2 separate regions of the Homo sapiens genome follow, and region 2 is linked to region 1. A link is a loop called in an ENCODE intact Hi-C map of the cell type or tissue named here. Cell type or tissue: B cell. All regions are shown on one strand. Each heading gives the region's core, and the rest is flanking DNA. Links, peaks and the distances in the headings are about the cores only. Region 1 has its middle 24 kb from the start of CP. Region 2 overlaps HPS3 (HPS3 biogenesis of lysosomal organelles complex 2 subunit 1).

What was found. Hi-C counts contacts between places; a loop is a spot of excess contacts. Peaks named below come from ENCODE experiments on the same cell type or tissue, not always from the same donor. Only the 100,000 strongest peaks of a DNase experiment are listed, where the experiment ranks them.
Region 2: a loop joins it to region 1, with 7 times the contacts of the local background. A loop is called at or near these places in 2 of 110 quality-filtered maps.

The regions. Positions count from the first base shown.
Region 1 is chr3:149,240,684-149,250,019 of GRCh38, reverse strand. It overlaps the pseudogene CPHL1P. Among named protein-coding and RNA genes, the nearest start is that of CP, 24 kb to the right of the region's middle. In B cell, for the core only: no CTCF peak of the experiment used is centred there; DNase peaks (open chromatin) are centred at 1,429, 4,119 and 6,349; H3K4me3 peaks cover 1,120 bases; H3K27ac peaks cover 1,983 bases.
Region 2 is chr3:149,141,516-149,149,515 of GRCh38, reverse strand. HPS3 (HPS3 biogenesis of lysosomal organelles complex 2 subunit 1) reads right to left here. Exons shown (of 17, transcript NM_032383.5): 5 at 3,970-4,162. Among named protein-coding and RNA genes, the nearest start is that of HPS3, 16 kb to the right of the region's middle. In B cell, for the core only: no CTCF peak of the experiment used is centred there; DNase peaks (open chromatin) are centred at 3,385 and 3,935; H3K4me3 peaks cover 1,995 bases; H3K27ac peaks cover 6,913 bases.

The sequences.
Region 1 (9,336 bases), core at 664-8,663:
AATGGGATTATTCTCCTAGTAGAAAGTGGGAGAATGAACTCCACCACTTACGAAGAGAGAAGTACCATGATAGCTCCAGTCTCTAAATGGGAAGGGTTCTAAGGGTTCTTTCTGAGTCTTCCTCTCTTTCCTTTCAGTCTCTCTGTGTGTGTCTGTGTCTGTGTGTGTGTTGTATTTATTTGTGTTTGGTATGGTGGGTGTGTGTGGTATATTTATTTGTGTTTGTTATGGTGTACGTGTGCATAATGGATATGTGGATGTGGTATTTGTGTGTTTAGGATATTCTCCATTATAAATCACTTCAAAATTTGTGTGTGTGTGTGTGTGTGACATATTCAATTGCAAAGGGCTTCAAATCTTTCTAAATATCTATATAACTTACTTATGGGCTTTATTTCTTCCTGCCTGAGTTTTCACTTCTTGCATCCTTCCTGGACATATGTTACTGTCTGATCTCACCACAGGAATAGTGACATAACTTCAGCTACATTCAGTATCTACAGTCAGGTGTTTCTTTTGTCTTCATTTTCTTCTACCTCTATTCTTCTGAGAACTTCAAATTAAAGACACCTGTTTTTCTCTTTTTGTACAATTTGATTTCTCTCTCTGGTTTTCTCTCTTACTGTATATTTATTTATAAAAACTAAATTTTATCCTGAAAATAAGCTTTGAAATGTAGAATGAATATCTACCTATCTTGCTAGAATTAATATATATTTTTAAAAAGATGACTTACATTTTTAGGTAAAACAGCTTCTAGATATAAGAAGTTCTTCCATATGAGTTCTTTGTCTAAATTAATGGTTAAATTAACTAACTTTGTGGGGTTTTTTTGTTTTTGTTTTTATTTTCTTAAAGCCAAACGAGCATGTATGTGGACAGAAGTGGAACACTTCTTGGGTCCAAATACAAGAAAGTCTTATATCGTCAATATGATGATAACACGTTCACAAATCAAACAAAAAGGAATGAAGGTGAAAAACATCTCGATATACTAGGTATTGGTATGCCATAAGATTGGTTTTCGAGTTTTTCTTGTCCTCAGCCATTAGAGATTGTTGTACACATGGAGGCCATTGTCAACCTCTACTTCAACAGAGGAAAGTACCTGTAATTCTGGTTTGTTTGCTGATAGGCATTTTCATTGGGGGAAAAAATGATTCAAGTGTTGTTTCCTAAAAAATAAGGAGAATGTAGAAAAGTAATGTGCTCAGTTTCAGATTACCTGGATTCTTGCTCTCAGAATTAAAAAATTCTAGAAAGGAGTTTAGAAGTAGCGTGCAGGGATCATTTCAATACAATTAAAACAAAGCCCAGGGGACCCTAGTATAGTGAGGAAAGGAACTTCTTTATGTAAATTTAAGTGTCTTCTGTCTGAGTGAGGAAAAGTACAACTCTTTCTTCCACCCTTGATAGATCAAGTAGGAAACCTCTGAGTCATCCCAGGTGCCCACATGCGACATTTCCACACGCCCAACTCCTGTTTCAGTCTTAATATCTATGTGTATATTAGAGGTTATTTTATGATGTGGGATCCTGAGGAGATGGATTTACATGCTGATGAAGAGGAATTTTTGCTCTTTTTTGCTCTCCGTCAGCCTCTAGAGCTTGTCTCTTTGTGAGCCCTGGAGGGAAGCCTGTGCTATCCTGTTGCTGCTGCTTTTGAGTGGGCCCCTATCTTTAGTAACCACAGGATGTTTGTTTTCTCTAGGATTGTGGCTGAATGCATGAAGATAAATAACGCAATCTGACCCTCAAGGTTCTATTATTATTTACGCAAAAAGGAAAACACTTTATTAAAAAGAAAAACCATGCATATTGTTTGGGGAGGTGAAATGGTCACAGGGAGCAAAGAGGCCCTGTCTTTAGCTAGCATTTAGCCTCCAGCAGGCATCTTCAGGGCTCTAATTTTAGTAATTGTAGCACAAGTTTGCAGAAAGTTCTTGCTGCTTATCTCATCTCAAAACCACCTGTGTTTCAGAATTTTTCAGAGCCACTAATTCAACCTGCTTCCAAATAGAAAGAAGATTTAAAATGAATTTTATACCTGTAGTTTCTGGCTTAGGATGAAAGGGAGAGAGAGTAAAATGAAGGTTTTTAGTCTGTAAGAGAGAAAATCACTTTGGGTCAATAAACAGGCCTTGCAGCTCCTTGCAATCCTCCAGTAGAATAAGGAGCAAGGGAATAAAAGGCTTGAAAGTTGAGATTGGTCAAGAAAGAAAAGAAAGGGTTTCATTTTTAAATTGTATGTTTTCCTAGGCATAAACCGTTGTTCATTAAAATAAGTTTTCTGGCAAAAAAAAAAAAAAAAAAACTCATAAAATTCTAAATGATTTAAAAATTTCAGGCAAAAATCATGTTTCATAAATCAGCAATGATCTACTTGTTAAATGTTTTTATTTCATTTGGCTGCATGTTAAGTAAAAGGATAAGAATAAGTCACTGTGTAAATAAGAAGAGAGATGACTCATAATTTAAAATAAATAACAATTACTCAGACATATTTCTTTTTATATTCCCTAGGTCCATTAATATTGCTCAACCCTGGTCAAATAATTCAAATTATCTTTAAAAATAAAGCCGCAAGACCGTATTCTATTCATGCTCATGGAGTGAAAACAAATAATTCCACTGTTGTTCCAACTCAGCCAGGTAACTACTTTGGGAGAAAAATAATCCCCAAAGCTTTTATGCAGGACTACGAGGCTAATGTTCTTTTAAATATATGGGTGCAGTTCCAGATGAGAGAGACGAGTGGACTAGTAAGATGAGCCTGAAGAAAGCATTTGGCGGGGGAGTTCCTTCTGCAAGTCAAGTTTACTTCCAGGCTGGGGCACCATGAGCAAAACTGTGAAGTGAAGGTTTGGTCTTCAGGGCCTACCTCCCCAGTGTATGAATTTCTCCTCTAGGTCCACCCTCCCTCCCACCGCTGTACCTGTCCAGCTGCCAGGTATTCTTATACTATATACAATCTCTCCAACTAAAGTGCTAAAGTAGGAGTTGAGTACAAGATGCAATATGTGAGAAAGTGGGGGAGGATTGAGCCAATAAGAGGAAATGATGGACCCCATGTATTAACATTTCCGTGGAATGGAATCACTGCTATACAGCATGCCATTCAACATAATTAACTCAGAAGAACATTAATATATTTTACTTAAAAATGCCCAGTAAGCAGACTGTGATATGAGGATTTGTGTGTAGATAGTGCTCTTGGAATCAACTAATATGGAAAGAATGAGAAATGAGTAGGATTGGACAGGGAGTGAGGTTAAGCAGAGATGCAGCCTCAACAGAAGTCACAGCCAACACAGTTCTGAAGATAGGGTGACCTTCAGCTTTCCTAAGCTGGAGTGAGAGAGCTGGGCTGTTATGTCCCTGAAGCAGTCATTAGATGCAATCTTGAGCAAGGTAGCTTTCTTCAGCCAAGGCTCTCTCTAAAGGAGGCTGACGCCTGCTGGAGTGAAATGTTCTTCATTCTTGATTGGGAATCTAGGGGTGGCATCAGAATGTCCACTATAGTTGCTCACCAAAACAAGTAGTTTTGGAAATTAAGAGTATCAATGAAAGCCAAATTCAGAAAGAAAAGATTTGTAAAGCAGAGGGACTGACAATAGACTTTGATGGTGGGCGAAATGTTTCTTTTTGTTTTTAAAAGCAGTCCTGTGGTCTGTTAAGTCTCATATCAAGGGAGTTTGCAAGTCAGTCCACTGCTCTGATTAGTTAAGAAAGGATCTACTACATGCATTCCACAAACACTTCTGAGTACTCTACCTGCTGTATGCCAGGCATTGTGTGATGTACTGGAAGGCAAGGGTTAGTGCTAAGTAGATTGTTACAGATTTGGGAGCTGGAGGTGGGGTTGGTTAATGTCATAGGACTATAACTCCCATGGATCTGTGGAAGTGGGAGATACAGAATTACGGTGGGGAGGGAGCAAAAGAACTTCACTGCAATATAGAATATAGAATTAAGATCCAATAGGACTAATATGCACAGCCTTGAGGGCAGGGAGGAGGTACATGTGATCCACACATTGGAATGTTCAGAGCAGGGATTCAAGGCTTTGTCACATTGAGTAATTGCCACATTGACTAAGATCACAAAGCAAGAAGTGAAACCAGAAGTGAAAGCTAGGACTATGCTGCCTACTATTTTTATAGCTTTAGTGTTTGCTCATTGTCTGGTTCTCCGTAAAGAAGTCTGATTTTAAAAGCTCTATTTAAATACACTTCATTTGTCTATTTCAGGAGAGATTCAAATATATACTTGGCAGATACCTGATAGAACTGGTCCTACCTCACTGGACTTTGAATGCATACCTTGGTTTTACTATTCAACTGTATCTGTGGCTAAGGTAAATTTTAAATCAAATAACAGTTCTTATCCTATCTCCTCCCAGAAATTATAACGGAAGGAAGAAGGTATTTATCATTGCTCTTAAGAACCTTAGTTCCATGTAAACTTTCTATTAAGTAACTTAATTACTGTTCAGCTTTTATTCCTACATTGGTCTGCATTTTTCAAGAGCAAAATAAACTATTACCTCATGATTACTTAGGCTTATAATTCTTTGCATAATCTCACTGTGAATTGAAAAATATATCTAATTATACAATAATAGACTATACTTTGTTCCACTGAATAGTATTCGAATTACAGAAAACAACATACACTAAAGAATTTTAAAATTCAGTTGGATGTGGTGGCTGATGTCTATACAAAAAATTTTAAAATTAGCCAGGCGCAGTGGCACATGCCTGTAGTCCTAGCTACGGGAGGCTGAGGTAGGAGGATTGCTTGAGTCCAGGAGTTCAAGATTATGCTGAGCTATGGTCACTCCATTGCCTAGGTGACACAGCAAAACTTGGTCTCTAAATAATAATAATAGTAACAATAGTAATCATAAATAAAGAATGGTATAATTCTATGATTAATAAGAAATATATATATACATATTGTGTGTGTAGGGGGGTGTATGTGTGTGTGTGTTTATATTTAAAACCCTCAACTATAGGGTTCAAGTTTATTTGCACTAAAAAAAAAAAAAAACAGTGCAAGTATTCTATTTGAACTCTTATCTTGGCCCACTCTGCCTGGAACAAGAATCTACACAGAGATTTAATTCAAAAACAAAATGAAGACAAACAAACCAAGACTCTCAACTAAAAGCTGCTGCAGGGGCAAAAGCACAAAGGTGAAGGGACTAACTCCTTTAGACTTCCTGCCAACCAACTTCAATGCCAGGAATTCTAATTAAAACCAAAATTCTTTTTTTATTAAAATGTCAAAAATAGAGCTAAATCCACTGAAAAATGTATCTAAAATCCCTTTCAGAGGTTTGGTGTTCTCTTTAGACTTCAACTCTAATGAATGAGGTTACAATTTTTCTTCAATCAAACATTGAGCATGTCAAATATTTTGTTCTTCACTCTCAGAATCCTGATAATTAAAAACTCAGGATTTGACCTCATTAAAAACTAAAACCGGATTCTACCTCTTTTATTTTGTGGGGGAAAATGTTAGTTGTGGCCACAGTGAACGATCTTGCTTTGCCTCCTCAGGACCTTCACAGTGGACTGGTAGGCCCTCTCTCTGTATGCCGCAAAGACATCAACCCCAACATAGTTCACCGTGTTCTCCACTTCATGATATTTGATGAGAATGAATCCTGGTACTTCGAAGACAGTATCAACACCTATGCTTCAAAACCAAACAAAGTGGACAAGGAAAATGATAATTTTCAACTCAGCAACCAAATGCACGGTAACATTCACTCACTGACTCACCAATGGTAACCCACAGGTTGCTCTGCACAAATGAAACAGATGAAAGGGCCTCGCTCCACACTGTTTATAGAATTCAACTACATATAACTGGTATGGATCATGTAGACCAGGGGTCAGCAAATTTTTTCTGCAAAGGGCCAGATAGTAAAGAAGTTAGGCTTGCAGGCCACATGGTCTCTATCATAAGCCATACTCTACTCTGCCACTGTAGAATGAAAGTGGTCACAGACAATAGGAAAACAAATGAAAGTGGCTGAGAGCCAAAAACTTCATTTATGGATGCTGAAATTTGTATCTCATAAAACATGTCAAGAAATAATATTATTAAATTTTTTTTCAACTATTTAGAAATTTTAAAACCATTCTTAGCTCATGGGCTGCAGTAACAGAGGCAGTGTGCTGGACCTTGCCCATATGCCACAGACTACTGATTTAGCAAGCACAGCAAATTCTCATGCTTTCTAGAGCTATGTAGACAATGTAAAAATAGGAACATCAGCTGTCATTTCAGGAGGAACTTACTACCATAATTTTCTAAGTATTTTGCTTGGATGAACACAGACAGAGGTGGGGCTTGGGGCAAACCAAAGTGAACATGGCCCCACCCACACTTCCCCATCACATTACCTTCACAGGCAGAACTTTTGAAAACTTCATGCTCATCAACCAAAATTATTTTATAGGTTGACTGTGACTAGGTGCATCTATTTACATCTAGATGACCTCCCCCACTCTAGAATCACAGTAACAAGACAATTATTCCAATAGAAAGCACATAAACAATCTCACTTACTTTCTTAGCCAGGGAAACTTCTCATCTTAAGCTGCTCAGCTGAGAGGGGTCAGAGATATGACTGGGTAAAAGATCCTTAACTAAGGCAAATTCAAATATAGTAATCTCCCACTTCTAAGGTTGTTTTTTCTCTTTTTTAGAAATATATGTAAATTTAAAGTTAATTCAAGGGTGACATCCATTTTACCAATAGTCTTTTTAATAAGTGTCATAGAGGGCACAAAGCACCTTGCGAGGCCCTAAAGAGATACAAAGGCCCATAATATGGGTCATCTGCCCTCATGTTGTTTACAGTCTAAGGGACGCCAGACTTGCGCATTGCTGCAATCCAAGGAGGATGACGCGGGGTGGGATGCTGTCACGGAAATTTAAACACAGCGCAGTGCTTTAAATTCCTATTTGGAAGATTTGGAAAGGCTTCATGATAGGGAAGAGACATTCAAGTTGATTTTTTAAGGTTTCATAGGAGTCTGTCCAGTTAGAAAAGGAGGGAAATGACACTCCAAGTAGATGGAAGAATGTGATCTAAGTCACATAGCACTTGGGAAGAAAGAGCCAACAGAATTGTGGAAGACCTCAAACACCTTGTTAAGAATTTAGACTTGATCTAAACCAGGGTTTCTTAACTTCCTGACCTTTTAGGTTAGATAACTCTTTGTTGTATGGAGCTATCCAGTGCATTGTAGATGTTTGTCGACATCTATATCCTCCACCTACTAGATGCCAGTAGCATCTCCCCACAAGTTATGACAACCAAAAATATTTCTAGGCATTGCCAAATGACCCCTGGGGAACAAAATCACCTCCTGTAGAGAACCACTGTACTAAAGCACCAAGTACACTGAGCTAGGGCGTGGGGGGATAGATTTTAGGAATAACTCTGGCACTCATCTGGGCACTTGTACTCCAAGTATGGCCCAAGGACCAGCAGCATCAGCATCACTTGGGAGCTTGTTAGAAATGCAGAATTTCAGGCTTCAAAGACCTAAGTCAGAATCTGAATTCTAACAAAATCCCCAGGCCATATTCACATTAAAGTGTGAGAAGCACTAGTCTAGAGCAGTGTCTTCTAGTTTCTTCTATTACATCCCTCCATCAGCTGAAAGCATTAGAACTCAGCCTCCATAGATATATAGTTATATAGTTATAGATTATATACTTGCACCACTGTACCAATGCATTTTATACATTTTAAAGATGCACAAAAACGGCAAAGTAAAAAGAGGATATGTGTGTGTGTGTATGTGTGTGTGTGTATGTATGTGTGTGTATATATATATATATATATATATAAAATCTTCATATTTTATTTACATTACCCTTTGGAAACCACACCTGTAGAGGACAAGAGGGGGCCTGGACCTCACAAATGGCCATTCCAGACATACAAGTGGCAGATCACAAAGGTTTGACTTAGGGCAGTTAAATAAGAATGCACATTCCTAATATTCTTCTTTGTCTTTTATGGAGACAGGGTCTCACTATGTTGCCCAGGCTGTTCTCGAACTCCTGAACTCAAGTGATCCTCCCGCCTCAGCCTCCCAATGTGCTAAGATTACAATCATGAACCACCATGCCTGGCCATTCCTAATATTCTAAGTCTCTTGTGATAATTTTAAATACACAATTCACCAATATAAGTATGCTTAGTTGTGAAATAGTCAAATCCAACCTGATTGTGTTAACACAAAGTCAGTGCCTCATTTCCTTGGGCAAGAAAAACTCCTTAGAATTAGACACATCCATGAATGGATGGCTTGGTCACATTTAACAACTTCCTTAGTCTGGCTTTAAAATCCCCACTGCTTCTGAAAACATCCATGATATTTTCTATAGGGATGATAATACTTTTTTAAAGTGGTGATTTTTTAAAAGCCCACATTATTTTAAATCCTTGTTGAATATAATAAACTGTGCCTTTCCCTGACTCCCACAGCAATTAACGGAAGACTGTTTGGAAATAACCAAGGTATAACATTCCATGTTGGGGATGTAGTGAATTGGTATCTGATTGGCATAGGGAATGAAGCTGACCTGCACACAGTTCACTTTCATGGCCATAGCTTTGAATACAAGGTAAGAGCCTTCTACAGTCCATATCCTGTGATGTCTTGTAAACCAGTTATCAGGTAGCATGGCAAGATAACAGGGCTGGAAAGAAAATGACCAAGTCAGAAATTTGATCCATATCATCTATAATATATCAGGTGCAAGTAAATAATTATAATTTAGCTCTTTATATCCCGTGGACATTTGATAAATGCCGACCAAAGAATGAAGTGCATTTCTCACTCTAATTTATTGTTAGTTAATAGGTAAATAAGACATTTATAGTCATTTCTAGTTTTGTACTTTCTATCTCAACTTAAAAAAATTTTTTCATGCCCTCAGTAACATAAAGAAAAATACTCTGAATGCTCATATGCATTTTGCCACATTAGCTTTCTCTTCCATGTTTTTTTCTGAATGCAATTCAAAGTGCATTGCAAACATTATGACTCTTTACCCCTAAATACGGAAACATCCCTAAGAATACGGACAGTCTCCACCCCAACTACAATAAAATTATCACGCCCCCAAATTAACATTAATTCAATAATATAGTCTAATGTACAATCCATTCAAATATCCCAAGTTGTCCTAAAAATGCTCCCTATAGCTGTTTTTTTTTTTAAATCTAGGATCTGATCAAGATGCATACATAGCATGTGGTTGCCATTGCCATAGCTTTCCTAAAATCTGAAGAGATCCCTT
Region 2 (8,000 bases), core at 1-8,000, 100 kb after region 1:
CTTCCACTTCAGCCTCAGCCATCTCTGTCTATCTCTGCAACGTTCTAGGAAATGACCTCTGGAGTCCTGACAATAACTAGGACAGTAGCACTACCACTTACAAATCTGGAGTAGAGTTAGCAACCTTGGGAAGTAAACTGAGAGAGAGGGAAGCAAAAAAGCACCTGCAGTGGGACCGGAAGGACAGATGAGAATAGCTATGACCGCAAAAACAAATAGCCTTTAGATTTTAGAGATAAAAAGGCAGGGTTTCGGCCAGGCGTGGTGGCTCAAGCCTGTAATCCCAGCATTTTGGGAGGCCGAGACAGGCGGATCATGAGGTCAGGAGATCGAGACCACCCTGGCTAACACAGTGAAACCCCGTCTCTACTAAAAATACAAAAAAAAAAAAAAAATTAGCTGGGCGTGGTGGTGGGCGCCTGTAGTCTTAGCTACTCGGGAGGCTGAGGCAGGAGAATGGCATGAACCCGGGAGGCGGAGCTTGCAGTGAGCCAAGATCGTGCCACTGCACTCCAGCCTGGGTGACAGAGTGAGATTCTGTCTCAAAAAAAAAAAAAAAAAAAAAAGGCAGGGTTCCCTGACTTACCTCCACCTGTAGGAATCCAGTCTATTGGCTACTGTTGGAATCCTAAGCAGAAATGTATACTAGAGAAAGAATAAACTGAAATGTGCTGGCATTGAAAGATGTCCAAGATATGCTGCTATGTAAAATAGCAAGTTGCTGAACAGTGGACAGAGCATGATCAATTTCTGTAATAAATAAGGCATAGTAGTACATGCATTGTAAAAACAACAACAAAAAAAAAAAAATGGCCGGGCATGGTGGCTCATGCCTGTAATCCCAGCACTTTGGGAGGCTGAGGTGGGCGAATTGCCTGAGGTCTGGAGTTCCAGACCAGTCTGGCCAACATGGTGAAACCCCGCCTCTACTAAAAATACAAAAAAATTAGCCGGGCATGGTGATGGGCACCTGTAACCCCAGCTACTCAGGAGGCTGAGGCAGGGGAATTGCTTGAACCAGGGAGGTGGAGGTTGCAGTGAGCTGAGATCACGCCACTGCACTCCAACCTGGGCGACAGAGCGACACTCCATCTCAAAAAAAAAAAAAAAAAAAAAGTCTTGATATGCTTAACTCTGGGAGAATAGGATTTCATGGGGGGCTTTCCTACTTACACGTTTCTATAAAGTTGGCATTTTACATGATTTTATTTTGTTCTTTGCTTCTTAAAAAAATCTCTATTGCTTTCTTTAGGCGTATACCTATCTTCCAGAAACTTTTCAAGACCACCTTATGGGACAAGAGATTTTGAAACATTTATCTATCGGGTAAAATAAAAAAGATGGGCCGGGCGCAGTAGCTCACATCTGTAATCCCAGCACTTTGGGAGGCCGTGGCGGGTGGATCATCTGAGGTTAGGAGTTGGAGACCAGCTTGGCCAACATGGTGAAACCCCATCTCTACTAAAAATACAAAAAAATTAGTCGGGCATGGCGGCAGGTGCCTATAATCCCAGCGACTTGGGAGGTTGAGGCAGGAGAATTGCTTAAACCCGGGAGGCAGAGGTTGCAGTGAGCTGAGACCGCGCCATTGCACTCCAGCCTGGGCAACAAAAGAGAAACTCCGATTTGATTTGAAAAACAGGAGTGGAGATTCTTATTAAGAATCTGAATTTACATAAAACAACTGCTATTCTAATGTCTAATGGTTTCACAGTGAAGTTAATGATGTCAGTCTCCTTTAGTGCTGATAATAAGAAAAGCTCAAAAATGTCCTGTCTGGAGGCAGTCAAAACCCACGCATTACAAGTCCATTCAAACCCATAATATAATGCTTTCAGGGCTCTACACTCCAAATATGTACATAACTTATAAATAAGAGAGATGGGGCAACAGATTTAGTGGGTCCACTCACTAAATTCTCAGTGTACTTCAAGTATATGCAATCAGATGGGAAAAAGATGGATAGTCTTTTACATCTATATGATGGGACAGAAATTAGTATATTCCTTTCTTTTCCCTTTTTCCATTGTTTCTGAGATGGTATAGTTTCCTAGATTCTTCTGCATCCTTAAAAATCTTTGTCTTTCTCCTCTTGCTTGCTGAGCAAGACCTTCACCAGAGTTTAATTCTTTAATAACTTTTCACTATCTACATACTCTCACTACTTTAATAATCAACTTTTTTTTTGGCGGTAGTAAAACTTCTAAGCTTTCCTCTTTACCCTAATCTACAGTTCTATGTGTCCAAAAGCCTACTTAGCATTATGTCTTGATAATCTATAAGCATCTCAAACTCAAATGTCTAAACCAAACATCTCTTTTGCCCCACATTTCACCAGCCTCCATTGTTTCATAAAAGCAGGCAAAACCTTGGTGGGATTTTTCATGCCTCCTACATCCCCATTATCCCATCAGACAAGTCTTTTAACTTTCCCACTGAAGCCTCTCCCATGCATCCTCCCTTCTCCTTTCATTAACACTACCATGCCTGAATACCGCCCCTTAATATCCTTGCCTGAACTATTCCAATAGCTTATTTATCTATGTTCAATCCATCTTCCACAACAGCCACCATTAATTTTCCTAAAACAATGTTCTGATCATATTACTTTCTCTGGTTAAAACTTTAAAAAAAAGTCCTTAGTTTAATTTTCAAATCCTTGAGCTCTCTTTTCAAGCACTGTTTTCACCACCTGTCTACTTTTCAGCTTCTTCATATTTAAAGAACATCACTACACAACACTTTGGACACTGGAAAGAGTAGCTACCTCCACATTGTTCACTTAAGAAACACACTGCCATCAGCAGCATTTCTCCTTAAGCCAGAAATCAGGTGGAGAAGGGAGTGCAACCACTAAGAGTGGATATCAGAATCTCCAGATTGGTTCTATGCAGTTTGGAATCTCCAGCACCTGCTAGAGATTGTGATACTACCACTCAGTGGTGGGGTGATCTCTGTCCTGTGCAATTAATTTTTGGATGTTCCTAAAAACTTGATACAGTTTTTGTTTATAGTCTTCCTTCAATCTATAATGCACATCTCTTTCAATCTTCATCTACCAAAATTCTAGCTAGCTTTCATGCTTCACTTCAAACACAATCAGCTATCCACAACTTCCCCATACAACTTAGCCAGAAGTAACTTCCCTCCTCCCAATGTCAATGGCACTTTCATGAGGTCTTAAGACATTTTTCGCAAATCTCCTAGTGTCTGTGACTCTTGTGTGTCTCTCTAACCTTCTCTTCTATTGTTGCTTTAGAAAGTGGTTGGTGTATCTTATTCACAGTTGCATGGTCAGAGGGCACAAGGAAGTGCCCTGAACATAATCTAAGCTCAAAAAACAGGAAATAGAACCAAAACCATCATATGCTGCTGAGATTAAAAGGAAATGAAATCAAGCTACTGCTTGTGAACCCAGTTTACATGCCAGCATAATAGGGGAAGGCAACTCAACACATCTGCCACCAATTAGCACATGACTTTGGCCAATTCTAACCTCTCTGTAACAACTTCCCTATCTGTGCCAATCAAGGAGAGAATCAGATCATCTCTCTGGCCCCTTCACAGTTCTAAACTATTATAAATAACTCAATTTATACTAGAAAAATATGGTAGCAGTGAGAAAAAAAATTTAGGAAATCTAAAAAGAAACTTAAAGAGACGCTCTGACTGGCTGCATTGACTTTTCATTAAAACTCCCTATGAAAGTCTTCCTTTATGAAGAACCTTATACTTCCTTACAGGGACCCCTATCCAGTCTAGGGAAACAAACAAAGACAAAACCAGAGTCTAAATCTTTGACATTGAAAAGGCAGGTATGGGTCATCAAAAGACAGACTTACAATGACATGTAACTCATGCATTTATAGTACTCTATGCTAGTTCACACAATTCTCACAGATTTAGGAAGTACCTCAAAAATTTACAAATAAGTGACTCACAGGCCAGCAAGTGACCCTCTAACAGTACCTTGTAATGACGTGCAAAAATTGTGGCGTGAGTACTGCCTGCTGAGACTTTTCAGGATACTGGTAGACTGACATCAATTCAACAGATTTGACAACCATGTAGAGATAGCCCACATGAGGTAAGGAGAAAAAGCAAAAGAGACTCAGCAATTCTTTTTCCTGAGACAAATTTTTTCCATCAGATGTAAGAGAACCTGCATGCAAAAATGAAAGAAATAAAACACCATGAAACCAGTAAATAAAGGGGGAAATAATCATATATTGACTTTGCTATGCAAACTGTATCAGTGGGTAACCAAAGAGTTGCAAAGGGGAAGTTGCTCTTTATAGAAGAATGTTGGTAAGAAATAAAAAAGGAGTAATATAATTAGAATATCGGCATTGTACAACCCCTACTAAATTAACAGATCTAAGTAATGATCATCAATGGCTGTTAACATCACAAAAAGAGTCCACTGGCAGAGCTCAACACTACTTGGGTTTCAAAATAATAAAAAGAATAATAAATAATCTGAGCAAGCCTGAGTATAGACCAGCAATGTTGATAGAAATATGTGAGCCACATCTGCAATTACTAGATTTCTAGTAATCACATTTTTAAAAGTAAAAAGAAACAAGTAAAATTTTAATAATATTGTATTAACCCAACATATCAAAAATATTACCATTTCAAGAAGCAATAAACACAAAAATTAATATTATATACATTTTTGTACTTAGTCTTCAAAACCTAGTGTGTATTTTATACTTATGCCATATCTCAATTCAGACTAGTCATATTTCAAGTGCTTAATAGCGGCATGTGACTAATGGCTACCATACTAAACAGCATAGATTTCCATCTACCAACTCAAATGGAAATACAGTGGACAGAGAAACATGTTAAATGACACGTAAGGATTCACTTAGCAAAATTCAGATTGTTGGAAATTTTACAGTAAAGAGTCTAATTTCTTGTTAAATAAGATGCAAAGAAAAGAGAGGAAGGAAAGCCTAGATATTAAAAGAGCCTTAAAAGACATAGCAATCAATTGCAATGTATGAACTTTATTTGGAATATGATTCAAACAAATGAATTACAGAAGTTTTTTAGTCAATTAGAGAAATGTGAACACTTACTGGATATCTGGTGGTATCAACAAAATTTTTTTTATTTTTATTTTTTGAGACGGAGTCTCACTCTGTCACCCAGGCTGGAGTGCAGTGGCACGATCTCGGCTCACTGCAACCTCCACCTCCCGGGTTCAAACGATTCTCCTGCCTCGGCCTCCCAGGTAGCTGGGACTACAGGCGCCCACCACCATGCCTGGCTAATTTTTTTTTTTTTTTTTTTCTAGTAGAGACGGGGTTTCGCCATATTGGCCAGGCTGGTCTCGAACTCCCAACCTTGTGATCCACCCACCTCAGCCTCCCAAAGTGCTGGGATTACAGGCGTGAACCACCGCACCCGGCAACAAATTTTTTATAATGTGAAATAGCATTTTGGGTTTAAGTAAAAGAATACTTTTAGAGACATATGTTGAAATATTTATGAATGCAATGGTATGAACTCCGGGATGTGCATCAAAATAATGTAGCATGGAGCAACACTGTTGAAGCTGTTTGATGGGTACGTGGGGGTTCACTGCACTATTTTCTATCTACATGTGGCTGTAATTTTTCATAACCAAAGTTGTTTAACAAGTACCCTGACTGACACCCTTGAAGGACACCAATTAATAGCAGAAGTCCAATTCTGTACTCTCCATATTTGGCTGAAAGTCAACTGTCCAGTTTTTTTCTCCCTATTCTTTTTTAACATATATCTGTGCTCTGGCCAAAGAGAACTGCTCACGAATCTCCAAATACACATAATTTTACACCTCATATAATGTTGGTTCCCATTATGTAATATCTTTCCAAAATCTCTATCATCCATTACGGCCCAGCTCAAATACATATGACCCATCCATTCGTCTATTCAGTCAGCATTCATCAGGTACCTACTAAGTGCTGCTGTTCCAGATTCTAGGGATACAACAGTGTTCAAAACAACGTAACTGCTTTCACAGAGCCTTCATTCTAGTGATGGGGATTGGGATGGAGAGTAAACAAGTAAACTCCAGTGTGAGTGGAGAAGGGATATTTTAAATTGAGAGGTCAGAGAAGTCCTCCGTCATGAAGTTACACTTCAGCTGCGAACTGAATGACTTAAATGCACCAGTCACACAAGGCTGAGAGGAGTACCCTACGCACAAGAAGAGCAAATAATAGGTCTTAGATAAGCGTGCCTGTGGCGTCTCTAAGGAAGAGGGAAAGGCCACTATGGATGAAGAATAGTAAGCAGGGTGAGAGTGGGACACGATGGGCTTAGAGTTAAGGTCATATACGCCATGGAATGGATTTGGAGTTTTTATTCCAAGTGCTATGGGAAGCTCACTGGATCTTTAGCTGACCCTCTAATATGGCTATTGGCCCTGTCTGGTCTCCAGCCCTGTCTCACTGCAGCCCCCTTAGTTTTGCTTCTCTCAGTTTCTCAGATGTGATCCTCCCTCTGCAACAGAGCCTTTGCTGCTGCTTCTGCCTGGAAGGCTCTCTTCCCCTCCCCTGCACCAACCCAACCCTATTCCCAAGTGAGTCCAATTCGCCCTTCAGATCCTCTTTCTCAGGAAGCCTTCCCTGACCTCAAGATGAGGTCAGGGTCTTTTGTTATAGGCTGTCACAGGGAGGTTTACCACAGATCACTCATTTCAGGGTACAACTGTGAATCTGCCGTTATTCGAATGTCTCCCTTCCCCCACTAGACAATTAGCTCCGTAAGAGCAAGCACTTCACTCACTGTTAGTTCCCTAGTATTCAGCACAATGCTCAACATAGTAGGTACTCAATAAATATTTACTAAAAGAAAAAAAAATGAAGGTTAGAAACACATTTAATCGGAATAATATTTGTATCTTTCTCTAGATAACATCTAAAGATGTTAATCAGGCCAGAACTGAGTGCAGGGCCTATTAGTGATTCTCAATCATGGTGCCCATTAGACTCTTGGGGAGTTTTTAAAAAATACTAATGCCCAGGCCCTGTAACTGATATCTTGCATGTAGAGCCTGAGTATCAATATCTTAAAAAGCATTCAGGTAAGCCCATTGTGTGGCAGGGTTGAAAACAACTGCTCTAAATTATTTTCCATTCAGTCCACATTTTTACACCTAATTCACAAGCCAATCATAAGAAGCTTGGCCAAATACCCAGCTAGAACCCACACATACCTTGGCTCTAACAGGTCTCCAATTTCCTTTTTGGGCCTAGAGGCCATTTCAAAAAGGGAAATGAGTTCAGTCTGTCATGCCTTCTCCATGGCTTCTCCTAGCAGGTATGACTTCCCTTTCTAGTACTCATAGGTATTTGCTAAGGATTTTGGGCCGGGTGTGGTGGCTCACACCTGTAATCCCAGCACTTTGGGAGGCCGAGGTGGGCGGATCAATGAGGTCGGGAGTTCGAGACCAGCCTGACCAACATGGAGAAACCCCATCTCTACTAAAAATACAAAATTAGCTGGGCGTGGTGGGGCATTCCTGTAATCCCAGCTACTCGGGAGTCTGAGGCAGGAGAATCACTTGAACCCGGGAGGTGGAGGTTGCAGTGAGCCAAGATCATACCATTGCACTCCAGCCTGGACAACAAGAGCAAAACTCTGTCTCAAGAAAAAAAATAATAAATAATAATAAAATAGAGGTCGGGTGTGGTGGCTCATGCCTGTAATCCTAGCACTTTGGGAGGCCAACACAGGCAGATCACAAAGTCAGGAGATCGAGACCATCCTGCCCAACATGGTGAAACCCCGTCTCTGCTAAAAATACAAAAAAATTTAGCCGGGCTTGGTGGCGGGCGCCTGTAGTCCCAGCTACTCGGGAGGCTGAGGCAGGAGAATCACTTGAACCCAGGAAGTAGAAGTTGCAGTGAGCCGAGATCGCACCACTGCACTCCAGACTGGCAATAAAGCGAGACTCAGTCTCAAAAAAAAAAAAAAAAAAAAACAAAAAAAAAAACTTT